Regions from separate parts of the Mus musculus genome. Here region 2 is linked to region 1. Evidence: chromatin loops called from intact Hi-C (ENCODE). Cell type or tissue: left cerebral cortex. All regions are shown on one strand. Links, peaks and the distances in the headings refer to the core of each region. The heading gives the core; the rest is flanking DNA.

Region 1 (8,175 bases), core at 1,452-6,451:
CTGTGACCTTGAAGTCGCTGTCTTAAAATTTAGCTCTTAGTTCACTGTGGAAAGATGTTCCTATGAGTTACCCCAAAGACTGGTTTTCCCTGGGTTTGGATTCTGAGCCACTAGTCCTTGGGATGACTTTAAGCTAAAGCAGGGCTGTCTGCCAGAGGCCACCTTTTGTGCATCCTCTTCCCTCATCAAAGTGCAGGCTTGAAAGAGTTTAATTGGTGGGGACCAGAAGCAGTTGCCCTGGCCATGGTAGTCTGTGCATTGCACAGTTCATGTTTGCATTTCAGCATGTGCACTGTTGTTTAGATCAAGGGAAATATTAAGCTATTTAAAAACAAACAAAACTAAGTCACTTAGCCTGCCTTCTGTTTGGACTTTGGATGAAAGTTACTAAACTAAGTGACAAAGTTGGCCGTAAAGGAAGTCTATAGAGACGGAGCACATTGCTTATTGTATTATTGTGTATTATGCAAGTGTTTGAGTGCAATGCTAATGTGACTTCCTTTCCAGAGCAAGGCTACCAATTCTTAAGGAAATTGTTATGTCTGAGCCATTTTGTACTGTTCTAGATGCTATGGTTATGAACCTTTTCCCTCACATTTTTGAAATGGATGTGATGTGTTCTGTATAAAACATTCAGGATGTAAATGCTGACAGTGTATGTAGAATCAGGCTGTTTGCCAGTTCTTTAACTGGTCCTTGGTGGAGAATTGCTTTAAGACAAAGTGCATTTTACTATCGTTAATGTGATAGTAACTCTAAGGGTAACTGCCTTATGAAATGCTTCGTGACTATATGTGTTCTCTAAGTGCTGTAAAGAAAACTCCAGTCGCATTTCCATGCCTTTCCAGAAGAGTGGCCCGGCTCCCTCCACAGGCACCTTGCAATGGAATTGTGTTGCAGAGTAAAAACGTTTGTGTGGGGCATAGTAATCCCCCTCCCCTAGAGATTTGCTGGGACTTGAAATGTGACCACCTGTGAGCCACACTTAACCTTGAAGCCATACCGATTTTCAATTTATAGATAAAATTTCTCATTTAATTTAAAAAATAATGTCAGTTTGGCTAGTCTTAAAAGTAGTTCAATATGTATAAGTATGGCACCAATGGTATGCTTGTGCAGCTATTGAGTCAATTACAAAAATGCAGGCAATAAACCACGTTATTATCATCTAGTATAAGCATATTAATTATTGAATTTAAAAGTAGCCCTAAAGCAAGTGCATGGCAGGTAAAATGAGTTGTCCTTAAGTCCCATCACAAGTGGGAAAAAAATTCCTGAAATCAATGAGGTTTTGTACTATTTAAAGGATAATACATTTAATCCTGTATCGGATTCTGATCTTTACTCTAAAAGTATTCATTGATGCATACTTAACATATAATTAAAAAAAAAATTGGTACCCAAGTTAAAGGGCCAGTAGTTGGCAGTTATCTTTACTTCAAATTGTGCTGAACTTTATTTTTTAAAAAATGCTTTTCTTATTACTATGATTCACAGTTTGAGAATGTGTTATGCAGTTCTCACACTCCTTATTAGAAGCAGTGTTTTAACTTCATTCATTCACTACGCTATTTACATCTTAGTTGGTGTGCATGTGAATACATTGAAGGGTAATATTAAGGTGTGCTATTAATTTAATATAAATGTTTTTGGTATTGGTGGAAATAACAAATGACCATGTCATAATAAGCAACTTTCCACCCTTTCAAAGTTAGTCATATTTTTAAAGTATGTAATCGTGAACATTAACTTTCCCAAGCAGAGATACTAATTAACCACAGCAAACTTCAGTAACCAAGAGTTGTTATAATGTTCTTTATTTTTTGCTTTATAAACAAGTTAATTTTGTAGAACTCTACTCATTCTAATAAAAAATAACTATCTGATGATTCCTGAAAATTGAATCCTAAAAAAAAAAACAATATACTCTATAGTTTTCAAATATTTTTTAGTTTTTCTCTGGCCTTCACCTTGCTCAGTGACTAAGTTGAACGGCATATAATTATGTCTTTCTAATAAATTATTCATTGTATTTAGATTTCTTTAATAGAGAACTATGCTGAATAACACTTTGGCAAATGTAAGCATTATCTTTTAAAACTTTCTTCTAATTAGTGTAGTATATTTTGTGGGTTTTATTTTCCAACTCTTGGTGCAATATATTTTTTGAGTCTATGAAATCTCAGAAAGGGACAAAAAATGGGGAAATGTCTATACAGTAATAATTGTATTATATAACAAAAAATAGTTATTAAACAGAGAGCCAAGGTTTTCAGAACATGATTCCAAGCAACATGGAGAAATTTAGTGTGTAGTTAAAGATCAGAACCTCACAGCATGGACTGAAGAAGGATTGCTGATTAATTTTTAACTTTTTAAAATGACAGCTTTTAGAATAATGCCTCCCAAATGAATATCTAAACTGAAAAAGCATGCATATTCCTTTTACACATATATAGTGATGGTTTGGACCAAATGAAAGGCTTTATCGACGATGCTTAGTGAGTGTAACATATGAAGAAGAGCTGACTGGGATTTCATGCTCAGCACTGTGCCTTAATTCACAGACTCATGGTTGTTCCTGCATTCAGTAGAGCTTGACTGGGATTTGTCACCTTTAAGAAATCAAACCAGATTACAGAGGCAAGTCACAAAACCAACGCAACAGCGCTCTACACCTTACAAAAGGCAGATTACACAGTTCACATGTTATTCTGATAGAGCAAAGATAAAGGCTGATTGCTAAGGAACGGCAAGACACTCTGATTCGAAATGATTGCTAGATAACTATGCCACGACCCTGTTGCTTCGTCATTATAAAGAGCCACTTAAACAGCAGAAAACTCAGTTTTCAAATAATAGGCGCTCAGTAGTGTTTTTTCATTGCTTAAATTTGAAGTTCCATCAACTCTCTTTGAGCAGATATCAATTTGTCAATTTGTGTGAAGTGGTTACCATAAAGCTTAAAGGAATTAGGCATTTTCAGAAGTGTTGTGTAGAATGCAGAGTAGATTTGCCAAAATTAATATATCTTTATGGTATTGAAAAATTAAGCAGAAAATACATAATTGACAATATCCTGTATGTTGTTCTGTTACCAGGTGTATTCTTCAAGATGAGTAGTTACATAGTTATGATTCAATGCATTCAAAACATATCATGATAGGTGTTATTGGTAAATGAGACATATATATATATATATACATATACATTAATGTTTATTTTATGAATGTTACTTAAACATCATTTTTATGAAAATATAATACGTGGAGACTTTGTTAGAGAATAGTTTTGTTTTACCTGTAGCATTTTTAAAACTCAAACTTTCTAAACACCCAACACCACAGTAATTTCTTGCTTCTTTTAAAATTGAAGTCCTTTTTTACCCTACTGATGCCTCCTAGTGTCTCCCACAATAAAGCTCTAATGAGTCATCCATAACTGTAAACATTGCACTTTCACTGCCTGCATCTTCTGTGATACATAAAATTCATATTTATGTGTTTAATTTTCTGTGCGTTACTATAATAAGATAGAATACTTTAGTGAATGAGATGTTTCATCTGTGGATTTATGGTATGAAGGTTTACTTCGACCTTAACAATATTCTGCTAAGTGTAATAAGTTTATACCTTCGGTTGAAATTCATATCATCCTTCCTTATAGTCACTATTATTGCAAATGAAAAATAGCAGATCTTCCATTTTGTAGACCTGGAAATTAGATAGAGTTCATCATTGAATGGCCGATGAGAAATGGTTAAAAGAGCTTATTGTTTCATTTAAGAAGACCCCCTCAAGAGTTAACAACTTTTGTTAACTGCATGTCTTCACACATGCAAATCTCTATGTGAATATTGCATTTCAAAGGTTAAAAAAATAAAAGGAAGGGAAAGATAAGTGTTACTTATAAAATAGCAAAAGAAAAACTTGGTTAGGGGGAAAATGTCTCTATGTAGTGGAAAGAGGTTTACTAGAACATAACTTCTCAGGACCCACAGGGCACTCTCATGTGGTAGACACTAGTGGACATCAATTTTACTGCAAGGTTTATGTCCTTAGTCTCATAGCAGTGAGTGACATGCTTGCATATCTGTGACTTCTTGCAACTCTGATTCTACCTAAGACAATTGCCATTTGATTTTATAATTTTTTTCTTTAGTATAGTTATGAAAGGGGACATTCTCCTAATAGTTCCAAATTCAAGTGCAAAAGATTTTAACATCTCTGGGCCTCCTGGGTTGTCTCAGTGCATATCGCATTCTTGACTTTCACTAATACAGTGTTCTGAGGATCCAAGTGCATATGTTAGACCTGAGCTTAATTAGTTGTTACACTTACATGTGGGGGGGAGGCAAAAGAGGGTAGAAGGAGGGAGGGAGAGACAGAGACAGAGAGAGAGACAGAGAGAAGCAGAGAGACAGAGACAGAGGAAGAGACACAAAGAGAGAGACAGAGGGAGACAGACAGAGAGAGACACAACGGGAGAGACACGTGGTAGGGTGTGAAATAGCCACCCCTGATTAAAAAGTACACAGAATATTAGCAAAATTTGCCTATTGATTATTTTGTCCTAAGTTATTCCGTGATACAGTGCCATTACAATTCTCGTCTTGTTGGACAAATTTCAAAGAATGTAAGGGGTGTGTTTCTTTCGTTTAAGGAAGCAAACATCTAGGAAGGGGTGGGCCTTTCCCACAGGAGCCGCATTTCTTCCCCTGGAGAGCTGAAGCAAATCTGTAGTATGTGAGAGACTGGCCCATAAGAAACAGAATGATTTGTAGTGATCTGTTCTAGTTAGTGAGCAAAGCAAACCAGAAAGAGTTTTTCCTCTGAAAAACAGCTCCTGTCTGCCGCTTAATACTCAGTGCTGAAAACGGACCATAAAACAAAACAGAGCAAAGAAACAAAGAAATCACATTTATAGTGTTTGTGCTCACAACTATATAGTACATTGAGATAATTTTGACAACTTCACATTGTGTATAGCATTAAGATGTAGAAATCAAACGTGTTATACACATACATTTTCCAACCCCATTGTGAGGCTATGGAGGTAGCATATGACAAAGAATGCTACAGTAAAATATAAGAATACCGAAAGGACAATCTGACATGATGTTATTTCGTACTTTCTTGCTCTCACTGCACAAAGAAAAGGCATATTCATGCTAAGAAAGGAGTTTCTATTACCTGTTATATAAACCCATGGTCTAGCCTCATTGGCAAAACAAGTGACATTTGCTTTCACTACAATGTATCTGCTATACATTTCTATCCAATCTCTGTTACTTGTTTTATTTGAAAGTATAGCTGGTATAAACAAAATTCAGAGTGCACATAAAAATAATTTTCTGAGGGCATTATATAGGAAATCAGTGTCATGACAAGAAATAAAGGCAGTAAACTTATTACAAAGAAAATCTGTAGAAATCAGTACTATTTAAGAAGGGACACCTTTGAAAGACTTTATTCATTCTTAATGCAAAAAATTTGAAATGAATGGAGTAATGGTGTTCAGCCTGCTTATTGAATGGCCGTGCAAGACTTCAAGCAATGGTTTAAATAAAGTCCCTTCAACTTGTGTGAGTGACTGGAGGAAGCGGGCTTTGAAGCAGTCCCTAGTGGGAACCTGATTTTTTTTCAACTTATCCTGAGAGTCTCTTGGTTTTCTTCCTGCAACTTGTAATAGATAAGATAAATATGAAGATGCGTACATACGTTGTTTATAGATGCTGTGAATTTCTAGCCTGTTGAATTTTAAAAGTGTTAGATATGGTTCTTTGTTAGAGGATGTAAACTGCTTAAAAGAAAAACAACCAAAACCAGCATATTTTTTAATATATCTGTAATCTTTTCAGCAAGCTATAATGATAGCAAAAGAACACAACCATTCCCCAAACCCCAAATATTGGCATATTTGGCTTAAATTTGCTCAGTTTTTATGAAATTAGACAGCAGATTTGTCAATATAAATATAAGGAAATTTGCCTAGTAGGGTAATAAAGTTGACTTTCAGTTCTTAGATCATAATTAATTGTTGACCCTGCATAAGGTGTATAACAAGCCATTCTGGAAAGCTGATGTTTTTAATGGAACTTGAAGGCTTGGGATCTCTTTATAGTCATTTTGAAGATGTGGTTATTTAGCTGAAATATTCACTGGACATTTTATTTTTATAAATCATGGTCACACAAGGAAGGCTTTATAGGACAGACTACCTAATTGCAGTCAAGGATCTCTTTAGTGAATGAACACACACAGAAGAACACATATTTTAAGAATATAATGGTCTTGTATTTTTTTCAAATTACCACACTTTTTATATCAGAACAAAACATATGTGTCAAGGCAGATGTTTTAAGTTATACCTTTCATGTAGGTGAGTCTGTAAATATACAATTCGACTTAAATGGCTTTGTGGGAAGGTAGTTTGGGGAATTTAAAAAGGAAGCTCTCAGTTACTGTGGTTTCAACTCTTTCTTACAAAAAAAAAAAAAGAAGAAGAAGAAGAAGAAGATGGTAGTTACACTCAGGATAAAGAAAGAGAAATAAACTCTTTTAATTCTTTTTAACATGCCCATAGTTCCTGCGGTAGAGCTTATTTTTATTCTTGTGTGTATGCAGGGCAGGTACTGGCAGCGGGCTACAAAATGAAAACTTGCTGGCTGCCAACCAGACACAGTGCAGAGCATCACATCATAAACTTCCCTCCCCTTCTCTGAGTGATTTCAGCCCTAAGCAATGTCCTTCGCCTTCAGCGTAGGCTGAGCAGCAGAGGGCCTCCTTCCTGAGCAGGCTTTGGGAAAGGAAAGGCTCAGTGTTTCCCTTCTTCAACTTGAAAGTCTGCCTCTTAAATCTCTAAGGCACGAACTGCAAACTGGATTCACTATGTTCCCTTTTTCTTCCTATATAGTGGTTTAAAATGAATCAAACAATAGGTGTGAGTTATTAAACGGGACTCACTACCTCCCCACCCCCTACCTACAGAGTACATGAAGGCCTGATCAGATATCTGTGGCGCTTTTTGTTGTCGCACAAAGAAAAAATATAATGGTTTCTTTTCACTGAAACTTTTGCATTATATTGCAGATAGGCCAGACCATTTTGTGATGCAAATTAACATCAAAGGTGTTTTTTTTTTCCTGCCTATCACAGGAAGTAGATGCTCCATCACAATATATGGTTCTACCGTGATTTTTTTTATTGATAATCATTCACATTTTTAATAATTATTAGGTCAAATTACAGAGTAATTTGAGAGAAAACATGAGAGTGACTTGATTATTACTTCGTTAAGTAAGCTGATTTCTAAACATCTGCATTTTTGTCCTTGCACGTGGAACTGTGGTCTGAAAGGTCTACTTCTCTTTGGCATGTAAAGTAACAAATGTTTAAAAGTAGCTTGTAATTGCTAGTTACACTTTGAACCTTTACCAATGGGCTTTTTAATTTTAAATCGTATTAAAAATAATTTCTGGCTGCCAGGGCAGTGGGCACTTATTTGTGAGAGGTGGGGTCTGATTATTGCCAGCACACCTTTCTAAAACTAGCCTTCACCTTTGGAAATATATTAAATGGGACCTTCAGGAAACAGTGTTTCTACATAATAAATATTTGTTCCACCTTTATTTTTAAACTAAATTATTGCTTTCACAATGTCCTTATAGAATGTAAGTCTTAGTAACAAACTAAACCAATTATTAATCACCTAAATACCATTTACTAAACACCCCCAAAAGTAAATATAACTTTATGTTCCTTTAAAATCGATAAAATGGATTATTTTTAATTTTATTTAAATGTCAAGGGCAACTATCTATCTGTCAATACCAGTACATACATTTTTATAACAAAAATATTAAAGCAGTAATATAACATATCTCTTTAGAAAATGTAAAAGGAATGTCATGAGAATGTCTGTGGGCCAGAGCCATCTAGCAAGAGAGAAAAAATATTGAACTTTGATGTATATGTTGTAAATATAGACAGGAGAATAATTTAGACATTCCATTAAATATTATGTGAACCTTTGATTTTTGCTTTAATTTTAAAACTTAGAATGAGATTTGTTTTCTTGGAATAGTGCAAAATGATAAGAGTCTAAATCACACCTCCAATAAACATTGTTCCACCCACTGTCAAGTTTCAAGTGTGGGAATTTTAAATAGAAAAT
Region 2 (8,175 bases), core at 1,475-6,474, 460 kb before region 1:
TAATGGCTGCATCCAAACTATATTCTATTCAATTCAAGTATAAAAATCAATGCCCACTGGACATGCAGTGAAAGTTTAGAATTTATTTTCATATTTTATCATCAATTAAACTGATAAATGTACAAATTGTGCAGTTCACTTACTGTTTGGTAACCTTGAAGAAGGGAAACCCAAAAGGGTCTTTAGAAAAATAAGAGAAATTTGTTGACAAGATAAAGTCTTCAATGTGACTAAGTTTACTATCCTAAATAAATTTAGCTTTATCAGGAGCTCAGGAAAGCAGGAAAACAGCAGTAGCAACAACAACAAAGCATGAATCCTTTCTCCATGCACAAGGGTAATGTAAAATCATCTTGTTAGAAATAAAGCCTGCAGGGTTCTGTTTCCAGGGCTCCACGCTGGAAGACAGGAGGGTTGCCAGCAATTGTGCTTGTGAAAATTTCTGTAGCTAGCCAAGAACACTAAGATGGTTTTCCAATGGTATGAGCAGGGTTTCCTACTCTGTGGCAAGCATGGCTTTGAAACCAAGAAAGTTTAGTTTGCCCTTCAAGAAGAGTGATTTATGGGAGGAGGGGCATATTCTACTCTAAAAGGGTAGCAGAACCTTGCCCGAGGCAGTGTTGTGACATTGCCAGGGACGATGATTGTGAAATATTGAGTGCATGTTTTTGTGGTGATGTCTGAAAGTACTGGCTACTGCGGTGGTGTCTTCCGATCCTGCATGTCTATTTCTGGATCCACTTGCTTATAATTACTAATGAAGACACGACTCTGAAAGGAGAGGTGACTTCTCCTTCAGTTCTTTTATATCCATTGACAGATGGTTTCTGGTGAAAGTTTCTAAATAATTCTTTCCTACTTTCTGTAAGAGAATATAGTTCTGTTCACTAATTGAATGAATAAGATATTCTAAAGGTGATTCGATTTTCAGTATTATAGGCTACCTGTGTGTTGATCTAACCTTGGGCATCTATCAAGAACTGTCTCTAACTACTAAAGTGCATGTTGCAAATAATCAGCCGACTAAATCACAGTAACTAAGGGAAATCAGGACAAGTCTAATAGTAGCCAAGCTCTAAATAGGACTTTACATAAAAATAGAAAATGTGACTCAGAATACAGTACTAGTTCTTCTTAGAGATGTGTTCCCAACCATCAGAGTCAGCGTGGGCTCTGCCACTTGGAAGTATGGCCTAACAGGCTAAATGGGAAGAGGAAAGGGGGAATTTTCCCCAGACTCTCTTTTAAAATATTATTTCACATTATTCCATCATGCTTATAGGATACAATTTCTGCCTACTCATTTTCTCATTTCCTTAGTAGTAAGTTTCAGTAAGCCTTACATTAGAAGAGTTGCTTTTCTGTTCTAATGACATTGTAAGTTCACAAAATATATCTTAGGTAAACAAATGTTTGGCTTTTGTTATTTATTTATTAGCTGAATGATCACCATATCAAATAAACACAGCGATGATTTCTGCTGTGACACACCATGCATCAAAGACAGAAAAGACCATAGAAAGGACAGGACAGAAACACTGTCATATTTATATCTACCAACTTGCAAGGCCATTTGAGAAGCTCCATTTGGACTCCAGTCTCTCAGTAGCTCACAGGATTGACATTTCTTAGTTGGCTGAAACTACAAATTACGGGTAAGTATAAAAATTGTAGATATTTATTTTCATAATTCTAAGTATAGTGCTTTCACATACTCTTTTTTTTTTCATCCTGTGTTTATTTGACACATTAGTCAAATTCAGTAGATTTTTAGAAATCTAATAGTAAGGAGAGGTAGAATGGGGGGTGGGCAGGAAAGCATTATAACAATCCCTGTGGGGCATTAACAGGGGGATTGTACCCACATCTGCTTTGGGGTGGGAGGGAATTGTCTGCAAGTAAAGAGGACTGAAACCCCTCCTCTCCCTTCTCAGCCTTGAACAGCAGGTGTTCGAAGTCCAGTTGCACAGTAAGTTCCTGTAAACAAAACTACTTATTTATAGACGGCTTCTCAGTACTGTTTCCATGAGCTCAGTCAAAATGCGACCAGGGTCACACATCAACTGAAAAGAAAAATAAAATCCTTATATTTGAATTGTCACAATTAACAAGGGCATGAAGATAATCTTTGGGAGGAACTCAGGATTATGAGTGGACACAGGTTTAAAGAAACACAAAAACAAACCCATGAGCTCCTGCTTTTAGAGCAAAACGAAATAGGGCTGACATCATGGAAATCTGCCAGCCGACCTAAGCAAAATGTAACGTGCCTACTTCTCCTTTCTAGTCTTTCTTTTTTCTATATAACGTTCATGGGAGCCAACATTGGGGGAGGGGAGAGCGTTAACCTCAGTACACACACACACACTATGAGGTGAAAAGTTAAATCATTCAAATATTCAAGGTTTCCCATAAATTGTTTCCTTTTGAAAATTTTGAATGGCAGAGTAAAATACCAATATCAATGCCTTCTTTTACTATGCATTATATATAAGTCAGTATTTTATAACTAGTCTCACAATTCTCTCTTTGTGAAAATTTCACATGTATTTTAGAAGATAAAGTCTTCAACAGTTTTAATATATATTTACGTTATACAAAATAACACCTTGGTTTTTGTTGTTTATTTCTTCTTGTTTTGTTTGTTCATTTTTGGTTTTATTCTTGGGCTTTTGGTTTTGATTTTTGTTTTTCGTCCTTTTTGTTTGTTTACTTAAGAGTGAAAGAAGGCATGGGTTTGAATTGGTCAGGAAGTGGGAAAGATTTGAGAGATGAGGGAGAAGAAACTGATCAAAATATATTGTATTAAAAATCCTTTATTTTCAATAAAAAATTAAAAAACAGAAGGCATGTAGGTATTTGAATAGATGAACATAGCAAATTTTAAAAACAATTTTATTAATTTTTAGAGAATTTCATACAATTGGATTTTAATCATTTCTTAACTCTCCCTTAACATCTCCCCCACCTACCTACTCATCCAACTTTATGTTCTCCCTCCCTCTCTCCCTCCCTCCCTCCCTTCCTTCCATCATCCCTCCCACTCCATCAGTATAACTATTTCACACTGACTTTCAAAATCTTAACTACATTCAAGAGTTAAACATGATTAGTTGATAACCTTCACCTTAAGAAACTATGCTTTATGAACAAGTTAAAATTAAAGCTTTGCTAAAGCAGAGATATAATTCTCACTCGTAGCAAACAATAGGCAGCTCTTTACATATATATTAAATGAATCTATAATATATGAAATCAATCACAATGCAACACATGAAATAAGTACAAACTGAGGAAGGACGAGTAAACCCTTAGCCAAGTGATCCATGGAGATCTCATGTAGCTGCTTGAGCTTAATAGCTTTCTATTAGGCAACAGCTCAAAATGAGGCATTCTTGAGCAGAAAGTGCTAAAAGGAAGTGACAGGCAGAGGGGACAGGAAGAATACCACACAGTGCTAAAGGAAAATGCAGGATGTGAACAAGTGCCATGGAAGAGACAGATTCGGCTTGAGTGAGCAGAGAAATTTTCAGAGAAAGCAGATTGTAGTTAGATTTAAAAGGCATGTCAGATAGTCTGTGGAAAGTCATCTCAGGTCTCCTGGAGTGTATCTCTATTTATTTAATTTAAAAACTTTGAATGCACATTAAATGAAAGATGGTCACAGATGTCTCTATAGATACTACACATATGCATTCAACTGCTTTATATTTACTATCTTAAAATCTTGTTTACATATTTGCTTACTATATTTTAACACTAACCCATGTTAAATTATAATCTCCATGAGAAGAGAAAACTTATTCTTGTTCCTCATATAGCTAGTGTCTAGTAAGTATTGTCACATACTAGGAGTATCTTAAGTGGTTGATGAAGGGAAAAGATGAATAGCTGGAAAGTTGGTTAACTTGTATTAAGGTGTAAATACACTGGCTAGAAGTAGCAGGACAGATCCACACACATGTTAGCCTAATACCCACTTGGGCAGTAAAAGCTGGGGGTGGGAGAGAGTTGCCCCACATTTGAGACTGGATTTGAAAATTCTAGACAAGAGCAAGGGTTAGAAGTTTGAGTAGAGGAGCAATGAGCTGTTGCCAACCAAATACTCCAAAGTATTTGTCTAATATAAACACTTTTCATTAAAAAGTGGTTTTTTTTTCCTTTAAAAAATGGAGGTGGGAGGTTGGATAATTAAAATAGTACTTTATAAACACAGTAATTGGAAGCTGCTTACTAGTGTAGAAATGTGATAGAGCCATCTGACAGTATAAGACCCTTAGTTTTAAATAGTTTTATCACACTACTTTGTTTTTGTTTTTAAACACCTACTCTTTAATCTGTGTTGCTTCTGCTAACTCCAGAAGAAAAGGAAAGCCATAGGTAAAGAATCTCTGTCTTCATGTGGTAGGAGCTGTCTCTGCTTCTATGTTCTGAGTCACCTTGATTCTTGCTCTGCCTGCAATCACCAGCTGGAGGCTCTGGAGAAAGATAACTAGCAGACAGCAAAGGCAGTGCAGCTGATGTGCTGTATCTATCTGGTTTTCACTCCCTTTCCAACAGCAGCTATGTCCCACTGGAAGTCCTACCGCTAACTCATTCTATACAATTCCACTTCTGCCTAGCTCTAGATAACTTCCCTTCAGCTCCAGGGACCACCTGCTTCTAGGGGTGCTAGCTCTGCACTCCAATTGTTTCCTTATTTCTTCACTTAATTCTTTCACACTTCTCTCAATAATCCCTTGTTTGAATTACATTTTCTACCTTAACTATCTTGACTTTAAAACATCTGAGCTTAATAACAGAGCAAGAACTTAAAATACAGAAAGTGAAAGTGTAGGCCATATATTTTAATAGTGAATCTGCCTTCTTTTGTCATGTTTCCAAAATACCACACCAAATTATTTTAACAAAAACAACAAACAAACAAACAAACAAACAAACACAAAACAGTAGCCCCCCTGTTGTTACAGAATACAGACAAAGCAGAACCACAGAATTAAACAAGGATGTACTAATGTGGGCAAATAAAGGGTTCCCTTGCTTGTAAATGTTAAGAGCTCCCCATTCTGTGTTTGTGGCAAATCACTAGGTTACAAAGTCATATACATCTTACAGAGCCCCAGAAAAATCCCCAAAATAACACTGAAAAAGTTTAAATGGCAGTATTTATCCATGTCCCTATATGGTCATTTCCTATAGGAAACTGGCACCTGTTTTTCTCAGAGGCCTAAGAGCTGAGTTAGTTACCATGACCAGAACATTTTCTCCAGCTGTGTCCTGGTTTCCACCTGTACTTCAGTGGATGTAGTTGGAAAGCACCTTGAGAAGCATAGCAAGTATTTACTCTAAAACATGTTGTCTAGAGAAAGCCCAAAGTGAGAAGATGACATGAACATGAAAAACGTTTAGCAAGATTAAATAAATACAGAATGTTCCTGTATGCTTTGAACATATTCTTGAAAAAAATCATAAAAAGAAAGTTTCCATAGATTATTTTTTATTTAATTTTATTTGTAATTCATTTTTTACACTCCATATTCCATTCCCTGCCCCTCCCCTCCCACCCTCTAACTGCTGCACATCTCATACCTCCTCCCCACCACACCTCCTCTCCACATGGATGCCCCCACCCTCCACCCCGACTGACCTCTAAACTCCCTGGAGTCTCCAGTCTCTTGAGGGTTAGGCGCATCATCTCCGAATGAGCATAGACCTGGAAGTCCTCTACTGTATATGTGTTGGGGGCCTCATATCAGCTGGTGTATGCTGTCTGTTTGGTGGTCCAGTGTTTGAAAGATCTTGAGGGTCCAGATTAAGATTGCTGGTTCTCCTATAGGATCGCCCTTCTCCTCAGCTTCTTTCAGCCTTCCCTAATTCAATAACAAGGGTCAGCTGCTTCTGTCCATTGGTTGGGTGCAAACATCTGCATCTGATTCTTTCAGCTGCTTATTGGGTCTTTTGGAGGGCAGTCATGATAGATCCCTTTTTTGTGAACACTGTGCAGCCTCAGTAACATTGTCAGGCCTTGGGACCTCCACTTGACTTGGATCCCAATTTGGGCCTGTTGCTGGGACTTCTTTTCCTCAGGCTCCTCTCCATTTCCATCCCTGTAATTCTTCCAGACAAGAACAATTATGGGTCAGAGGTGTGACTGTGGGATGGCAACCCCATCTCTCACTTGATGGCCTGTCTTCCTGCTGGAGGTGAGCTCTATAAGTTCCCTCTCCCTTCTGTTCATCAAATGTCCCTCCCTGTGAGTCCTGGGAGTCTCACCTCCCAGGTCTCTAGCACACTCTGGGGGAACCTCTGAGCCTCCTATTTCTTGAGGTTGCCTGTTTACATTCTTTCTGCTGGCCCACAGGGCTTCAGTCATTTTCCCTCCCCCAATACCTGATCAGGTTCCCTTCTACACCCCACTGCTACCCCACCCCATCCACTTTCCCTCCCAAATCCCTCCCTCCCCACTTGTGATTGCTTCCTTCTCTCTGCCAAGTGAGACTGAGGCATCCTCACTTGGGCACTTCAGCTTGTTGAGCCTTTTGAATTCTGTGGATTATATCTTGTGTATTCTATATGCTTTGTTTTTGTTTATTTTTTGTTGTTTTTTGTTTTTTGGTTAATATCCACTTATTAGTGAGTACATACCATGCACATCCTTTTGGGTCTGAGTTACCTCACTCAGGTTGACATTTTCTAGTTCCATCCATTTGACTGCAAAACTTAGGAAGTGTTAATAGCTAATTCCATTGTGTAAATGAACCACATTTTCTGTATCCATTCTTCTGTCATGGGATGTATAGGTTGTTTCCAGATTTTGGATATCACAAATAAGGCCACTATGAACATAGTGGAACACGTGCTCCTGTGGCATGGTGGGCCATCTTTTGGGCATATTCCCAAGACTGGTATAGCTGGTTCTTCAGGTAGCTCAATTTCCAATGTTCTGAGGAACCTCCAGATTGATTTCCACAGTGGTTGTTCCATAGATTCTTTTTTAAAACAGACATCGATCACTTATTTTTACATGGTTGTTAAAGAAATGGTATACTTCTTTATAAAGAAATAAAGGGAAATATCTTGTGATGAGTTTTTAAAGGAATCTTGTTTTGCGATCAATGTGCAATAATCCTCTCTATTACTTTAGGTATCTAAAAGGAATCCCCACAAAAGCAATATCTCTTGAAAGCAAAGGCTATTCTTAAAGGTACAAGGAGTGAAATAATTATAGCACTACCACCTCAGATAAGAAAACAGCTGCAGGTTTACCAATAGTAAATATTCGGAATATACACTCAAGGAACAAGGACAGACACTAGATTATTTGCTTTGCATTTATAGAATTGCCACCAAAAGACCACAATGAGCTCAGTAGACAGCTTGAGGCAAGTTTGTCTTTGTCACGAATCAACATATTGGGATAACAGAGTGAGAATGAACCCATTGCTTCCACAGCAATATATTTAAAAGAAGGCTGTCGTTAATATATGAGCAATGGTAACTTTGGGTCTCAGTTTATCCACACCAAAGAGAAACTATGATGCCATAGGTAGGCTTACCTTTTCTGCCTTTATATGGCAGTACAGTCTAGACCACATGACATCATGGCAGGCATCATCAAATTTAAGTCACATTGGACAACTGGGACATTCAAAGCTCTTAACAGTAAGAAAAGAAGATGTCCTAAATGAAAAAGAAATTATTTGATAAGTGGACATACTATAAATAGAAATAAACTTTGTGAGATAGTGAAACCATGCCATTTTGCAATTTGATCGAGCTTTCTTCCTTTCAGCCTCAAAATGATCAAGGTCATCACATCACTTTATGATACTTCCTAGTCCTGGCATACCCCTTATCCATTGAAAATTTGACTTCATTGTTTTAACTCGCTGGAAAATACTAAGACAGCTTCCACTGTACCCTGGCAACATTCGACACTTTTCACTGTGTCAGTTCCTCTTTGGGATTGTCTGTATGGTGAGCTCTTTGTTTTATCTTTGCAGCCACACTTTCCTTTGGAAAGCTTCCCTCTCTTCTTCCCCTACACGACAAATGCATAAATCTGTCATCAGTAAAATATTTCAATTATCATTTAAATGGTTCTAAGTTGTTTACACAAGGAAAAATTAAATGTGTCCATAATCTTTTTTGCTTTGTCTTCTATTGTACAAGAAA

What was found. Peaks named below come from ENCODE experiments on the same cell type or tissue, not always from the same donor. Only the 100,000 strongest peaks of a DNase experiment are listed, where the experiment ranks them.
Region 2: it touches region 1 in a loop (4-fold over the local background); 10 of 42 quality-filtered maps call a loop at or near these places.

Annotation. Positions count from the first base shown.
Region 1 is chr13:83,525,432-83,533,606 of GRCm38, forward strand. The region is part of intron 1 of Mef2c (myocyte enhancer factor 2C); the gene reads left to right. Among named protein-coding and RNA genes, the nearest start is that of Mef2c, 4.8 kb to the left of the region's middle. In left cerebral cortex, for the core only: a CTCF peak has its summit at 3,416; no DNase peak of the experiment used is centred there; H3K4me3 peaks cover 4,887 bases; H3K27ac peaks cover 4,884 bases.
Region 2 is chr13:83,064,294-83,072,468 of GRCm38, forward strand. Gm33073 (a long non-coding RNA gene) reads right to left here. Exons shown (of 3, transcript XR_382688.2): 3 at 7,449-7,680. Among named protein-coding and RNA genes, the nearest start is that of Gm33073, 52 kb to the right of the region's middle. In left cerebral cortex, for the core only: a CTCF peak has its summit at 4,473; DNase peaks (open chromatin) are centred at 1,527, 2,048, 2,221, 3,418 and 1 more place; H3K27ac peaks cover 913 bases.